2 separate regions of the Homo sapiens genome follow, and region 1 is linked to region 2. A link is a contact called in ENCODE Hi-C or POLR2A ChIA-PET data. All regions are on one chromosome and are shown on one strand. The core of a region is the stretch at or near the end of the contact, and the rest is flanking DNA. Distances in the headings are between cores, read along the strand shown. Region 1 holds the start of ACHE (acetylcholinesterase (Yt blood group)). Region 2 has its middle 28 kb from the start of EPHB4.

Region 1 (3,016 bases), core at 36-2,535, 96 kb after region 2:
GGCCACCCGACAGGGCGCGGCCTCACGGACGGGCAGCGCCGCTGGGGGAGCTTGCGGCGGCCTGAAGCGCAGCCCCGCTCTCCTGGGTCGGCCAGACCCGGGGCCCTGGGGGGCGGTGGGCTGGGCATTCAGGGTGTGGAAGCCTCAGGTCCCGGGGTCCCCCAAATCCTGCCTAGTCCACTCCCCACCCAACCCTGCCCCTTCTCATCCAATGTCTGGCACCGAGCGCTGATGCCCGCGGGTTCCCATCAGCTGCGCACGCTCCCAGCCCAGCCCCAGCAAACAGGCTCGCCAGCCCGCGTCCCCCAGGACTCGAGAGCCCCCCATCCGTCTGAAGCTGCCGTGCACGCCGCCGCCGGCGGAGGGCAGTAGAGACCGAGAAAAGGTCGGCGCTCCCCGCCCCGAGCCAGGAGCCGGGAACTTGGGGAGGGGGCCTGGGGGCTCGAGGGCCTTGCAGAGCCGCCTGAAGGGCGAGCCGGGACGCCTGCGTTCCCGGGACTCCGGAGATCCCCGGCTGCAGGGGCGGGGGCGCTATTTTGGGGGCAGCAGCTGCTACGGTTCCGGCATCTCCAGCCAAAGGATCAAAATTCCCCGGGTGGGAACTCCCCCCTCTCCCGCCGGTCACTCCTAGCCCAGCCCCCGCCGCCCTGAGCGGGGGGTGGTGGTGCTGCTGGAGATTAACTAGGAAACCCGAGTGGCGCTAATTATAACTCGGGGCTTCCGCCGAGCCTCCCCTTCCCAAAAAATAGAGATGGAGTCTCCGCGGGAGGGGGCGTCCTGGGCCTCGGAGGGGGCCTCTGCGGGGCGCTGCGCAGGGGCGCTGGCTTGTGGCCCTGGGGATGGGGGTGCCCAGCCCGGCGCCGGGAACCTGCGCAGCTCGGGTACCGCCCCAATTAGGGGGTGTCTTCCAGTGGCCCCGGACTAGGGAGCGATCGGGGAAGGGGTGCTCGGGGGTCCCCGCGGGAATCGGAGCGCAGAGGCGGCGGCCGTTCCCGCGGGCTCGGGCTCCTGCGTGGGCGTCGGTGAGTGTGAGGCGGCCGGGGAAGAGTTCCGGACGAGTGCGGGGCAGCGGAGGGCGGCGCGGGGCAGGCCCGGGGAAGCGGGAGCCGTCCCGTTAGGGGGGCCTGGACCCCTCGGGGAGCGCACGGTGCCCCGGACCCGGGCCTTAAGGAGAGTCCCGGGCGGGGAGGGAGACTCACCTGAGGCGGCCGAGCCGGGCCGGGCCGGGCCGCGCCGGGAGCTGGAGGCGGCCGATGTTCCCCGGCGCAGGCTGAGCCGACTCTGACAGCCGCCGCCTCCGGCCCCCCGCACACACCCCCTCCGGGCCTCACAGCGCCCCCGCCCGCCCCCGCCCACTGTCTCCGCCCCCGCCCCTCCCCGCTCTCCCGGGTGGCCACCTCCCCTCTCTCTCCCTCCCTTGGAGCCGAGACCCGGAGACCCCGGGGCCCAGACGCACTCCAGTGCCAGACGCCGACCGACGACAGAGCGCAGTGACAGACGCGACCCAAAGACCTGCAGCGGCGGAGTAGACACCCACGTGACAGACAGACGGACAGAAGCCCGTGGAGACAGACACGCGCAGACGGACGACCTCATGCAGTGACAGGCACAGACAAACGCAGGGACGACTTTCACAGACGGACGGACACACTTGGACACCCTGTCGGTCTCGCTCGAGGCTGGTGAAGTTAGCGCAAGGCCAAGGGGTCATGCATCCCCGGCCACGACACAGACGGGTGGCATGGGAGGAGAGGCATGTGGGAGTGTGGCAGAGTACCGTCCCCTTAGGGGTCCAGGTGGCACGGGTGCAGAAAAGGTGACGTGGGACACTCCTGGGGATGAAAGGACACCTGTGGGAATGGAGATGTAAAATGGGATCGCTAGTGGAAATGAGGTGGGAGGGCATGGAGACAGGAGACCCCTGGGGGAGGAAGGGGTGACTTGGGACACCTGAGAAGGCAGGACAGCGTGGTAGCACGCGCAAGGCTGCTGGGCGAGGCCGCACTCCGCGGCGGCAGTGGAAACTTCTGGAACCCCCGCGGGTGGGTCTGTGCTGGTTCCCTGACGGGTGACTTCGGACTTTCGTCACCAGGGTCCGGTCGGGGCATGACATCACCAGGCCTAGCATTCATTGGCCACGCGGCTGGCAGGTGGGAGCGGCCTGGCTCGGGCGCCCCCAGCCTGCTCCGAGGGGCCTGACCCGCGCAGATTGCCCCCCGCCCCGCCCTCCAGGAGTTCACCCGTGTGGACAGGGCTGCTGCAGCGGGGTCCCCACGACCGAGGTGCATGCGGCAATACCGCGCGGCGCCTGCTTCCTGGAGGCGGCCGGCTCAGGAGCCCCCGAGACCCCGCGTGGGAGAGCGGCCGGCGCAGGCCAGCGTCGGGCGTGCGTGCGCGCGCGCGGCGGTGCGGGGCGCGGCGTGGGGTGGGCGCGTGCGCACACGCTCGCTCTAACCGCCGCGCGCCCCGCAGCGCCCCGCAGCGCCTCGGGCACGCGGGCGCCGCCGCCAGGGACCGCGGGCACCGGGTTGCGGGGCCTCGCAGGGGTTGAATCCGGAGTCTTGCCAGTCCCTGGGCCGCGCGGTTCCCGGCTCTCCAAGCTGGGCGGGCCCCACGCCCGCTCGCCCCACGGGAACCGGGTCCCGCAGGCACGGTCACCCGCGCTCCGCTCGCTGGAGACGGCCGCCAGGTGGCGCAAAAAGCAGCCACTCGGGCCTCGGAGACTGGGCTGGGTTGGGGGTGTTGGGGAGGTGAACCCCTCGCCATCTGTGCCCACTGTCTCCGGCTTTCCCCGCCCCAATCTCAGGCAACCCCAAATCCCCTGCCTGGACACCGAGGCTCCTTGTATCCGGCCTTCAGCGTTCTGGCCGCACTAGTTGAAGGCTCCTCACTGGCCAGACCATGTGCCCTAGTTGAGATCCCTGAAGAGCAGATGTAAGGGCTGTGCATGGGGGAGGGGACAGGAGGGTGGATGGTGGGTGTTGCTGCGGGGGGAATGAATCTGAGGCAGGTTTCT
Region 2 (2,998 bases), core at 20-2,519:
ACCACGCCTGGCCCAAAATTATGTATTTTTGAGACGTGAATGTCCACATGATTATAGTGGAGGAAGTTGGGTCTTGGAGGGAGGAAAATGAGGGAGAGAGGCACGTGGAGGCCTAGGTAGGGCTGGGTTCTGTGCAAAATGTCTAGAGGGGAGAGGAACCTAGGTTTGAGGTGAGGGTGTTGTCCCTTAGAGAAAGCCACATGCGGGTGGCACATTCAGTCCCGGCGAGGCTGACATCACTAGGGGAGACAGAAGGAGCAGGGAGGGCAGAAGGAACAGGGCGGGCAGGGGAATGGAGGGTGGGATGCAGCCCCAGACCCTCGGCTTCTGATTTAGGAGAAGACTTCACCTCAGGAATCCGAGTGCTTAGAGGACGTGGCCTCTGGCTCCCCACCAAGGTGATTCTGAGAAATTTTACATGTCAAGTACAGACTAAGGTTGGGGAATGTGGCTTTTTTTTCTTTTTCTTTTTTTTTAGAGACAAGGTCTCACTCTGTTGCCCAGGCTAGAGTGTAGTGGTGCAGTCATAGCTCACTGCAGCCTTGACCCCCGGGGCTCAAACGATCCTCCCATCTCAGCCTCCTGAGTAGCTGGGACTACAGGCATGCACCACTACGCCTGGCTAATTTTGATATTTTTTAGAAGAGATAGGGTCTCACTATGTTGCCTAAACTGGTCTTGAACTCCTGGGCTCAAAGAGCTCAGCCTGCCTCCACCTCCCAAAGTACAAGGAATACACGTGACCACCTTACCCAGCCAAACGTGGCCTGCCCGCCTTTCCTTCCTTCCTTCCTTCCCTCCTTCCTTCCTTCCTCCATCCTTTCCTCCCTCCTTCCCTTCCTTTTCTTCCTCTTACTCTCTCCTTCCTTCGTTTTTCCTTCCTTCCTTCCTTCCTTCCTTCCTTCCTTCCTTTCTCCCTCCCTCCCTCCCTCTCTCTCTCTCTCTCTCTGTTTTCTTTCTTTCTCTCTCCCCTCTGTCCCTCCCTTCCTTATTTAGAGACAGGTGCTTCCTCTGTTACCCAGGCTGGAGTGCAGTGGCGCAATCATAGTTCACCCCCCAAAGTCCCTCCCACACCTCCTCGAGGGAACAAAACATGGGTGATGTGTCACCAAGGGAAGAGGGGACAGAGGACTCAAGAGCCCGAGGGACCCCAGAAGAGGGCTGTAGAGGTGAGAAATTGAGGGCAAGTCTCCCTGGGCTGGGAAGGGCCCAAGCTGTGATTTGGGGTCCAGCACTGACACAAACACGACAACAGGGGGCGACTGAGGTGCAGAAGTGGAAAAAGCAGGTCGGGCGTGGTGTAATCCCAGCGCCTTGGGAGGCTGAGGGGGAGGACTGCTTGAGGCCAGGAGTTTGAGATCAACCTGGGCAACATTATGAGGCCCCCTGTCTCTACAAAGAATAAAACATCAGCTGGGCATGGTGGCGTGCGCCTGGAGGATTCCCAACTACTCAGGAGGCTGAGATGGGAGCTTGAATTCTTGGGCTCAAGCCTCAGCCTCTCAAGTAGCCAGGACTATAGGCGCATGTCACCACGTCCTGGCTAAAAAAAGTGGCTTTTTCCAAAAAAAGCAAATCAGCCTGTGACCCTCTGGAGAGGCCCCCACCCCCGGTATTCCTCCATTTTCCAAAAGGGGCTAGGGGTTACTGAGGGCGGGGTCTGGGGTCTGGGTTGCTGAAGAATTCTGACCTCTATCCTACTAGGAGTGACCCACTCACCCCAGCCTGAGGCCAAGGTGCAAACATCCCGCCCCCTCCCTCGGGACCTCTGCCTCCCATCAGGCAGGTCCTTGCTTGGAAGTGGGGGCTGGGACGTCTTGCTTGTGCTCTAAGAAGGAAGGCTTGCTGGGTGCGGTGGCTCACACCTGTAATCCCAGCACTTTGGGAGGCCGAGGCGGGCGGATCACGAGGTCAGGAGATCGAGACCATGCTGGCTAACACGGTGAAACCCCATCTCTACTAAAAATACAAAAAAAAATTAGCCGGGTGTGGCAGCTGGCGCCTGTAGTCCCAGCTACTCAGGAAGCTGAGGCAGGAGAATGGCGTGAACCCGGGAGACAGAGCTTGCAGTGAGCTGAGATCGTGCCACTGGAAGGAATGGAAGGCTGCCAATTGGGCTGGGGGAAGATCAGGATGTAGGACCCCAAAGGGGATTTGGGTTTGGGGATGTCAAAACGGAGGACAGGCTGGGTGTGGTGGCTCACGCCTGTAATCCCAGTGCTTTGGGAGGCTGAGGAGGGAGAATTGCTTGAGATCAGGAGTTGGAGACCAGCTTGAGCAACATAGCGAGTCCCTGTCTCTACAAAAATGTAAAGAATTATTGGGTGACTGAGGCGGGAGGATTGTTTGAACCCAGGAGTTCCAAGCTGCAGTGAGCTATGACTGCACCACTGCACTCCAGCCTGGGCAACAGAACGAGACCCTGTCTCTAAAGAAACAACCAACCAACCAACCAACCAGGGAGGATACTGAGTTCTAGAAATGTGTTATACTCTGCGCTTATCCTCTGGGATGACACGCCCTGAGGTCACCTTTATGGGAATGAAGCAAGACCCAAACCCGGGAAGGGAGGGTCCTGCCCAGCGAGACTCTCCCTTGCCCTAGCTGGAAGAGCATTCATGGTGGGGAGCTGGATGTGGCAGGAAGGCTCAGGGCAGCCTGGAGCTCTTGGGGCTGGACCTCAGGGGGCTTCTGCAGCCCCCTGCCCTGACCCCAGCTCCCCACACCGGGTCTTCACTCTTGGCCTCTCTGCTGCACCTCTGCAATGCCCATTAACCTTTCTTTCTCCAGCTACAGCTCTCTAGGACACCTTATCTAGCCCGGATGTCTGGTTGGCAGGGGAAGAGGGTGGGCCTGGGCAACATCCTCTGGATGGACCCCCCGAGTCCCTCCCACACCTCCTCAGGGGTACAAAACATGGGTGATGTGTCACCAAGGGAAAGGGGACAGAGAAGAGCCTGAGGGACTCCAGAAGAGGGCTGTAGAGGTGGGAAATTGA

Evidence for each region. Hi-C counts contacts between places; a loop is a spot of excess contacts on that map. ChIA-PET counts read pairs that join two places held with the same protein, here RNA polymerase II (POLR2A). Pooled maps may share reads with other maps.
Region 1: a map of PC-9 shows a loop between it and region 2 (3-fold over the local background). The contact joins the promoter of ACHE here to the enhancer-like site in region 2. A Hi-C loop is called at or near these places in 2 of 168 maps with a recorded cell type or tissue (PC-9 and mammary epithelial cell), 1 of 37 single-sample maps with no recorded cell type and 9 of 50 pooled maps. POLR2A ChIA-PET finds 5 or more read pairs at or near these places in 13 of 52 experiments (A549, A673, GM12878 and 8 more).

Annotation. Positions count from the first base shown.
Region 1 is chr7:100,894,603-100,897,618 of GRCh38, forward strand. It overlaps ACHE (acetylcholinesterase (Yt blood group)), which reads right to left and starts at 1,286. Exons shown (of 5, transcript NM_000665.5): 1 at 1,200-1,286. RefSeq lists silencers at 1,078-1,127, 1,188-1,337, 2,560-2,639 and an enhancer at 1,103-1,723.
Region 2 is chr7:100,798,378-100,801,375 of GRCh38, forward strand. No RefSeq gene overlaps it. Among named protein-coding and RNA genes, the nearest start is that of EPHB4, 28 kb to the right of the region's middle. RefSeq lists an enhancer at 1,086-1,145 and a silencer at 1,150-1,444. Within about 2 kb of position 1,270, at least 7 of the 41 ENCODE cell types and tissues checked have a DNase peak (open chromatin) inside an H3K27ac peak, as active enhancers do; they include A673, where a contact is called at or near this core.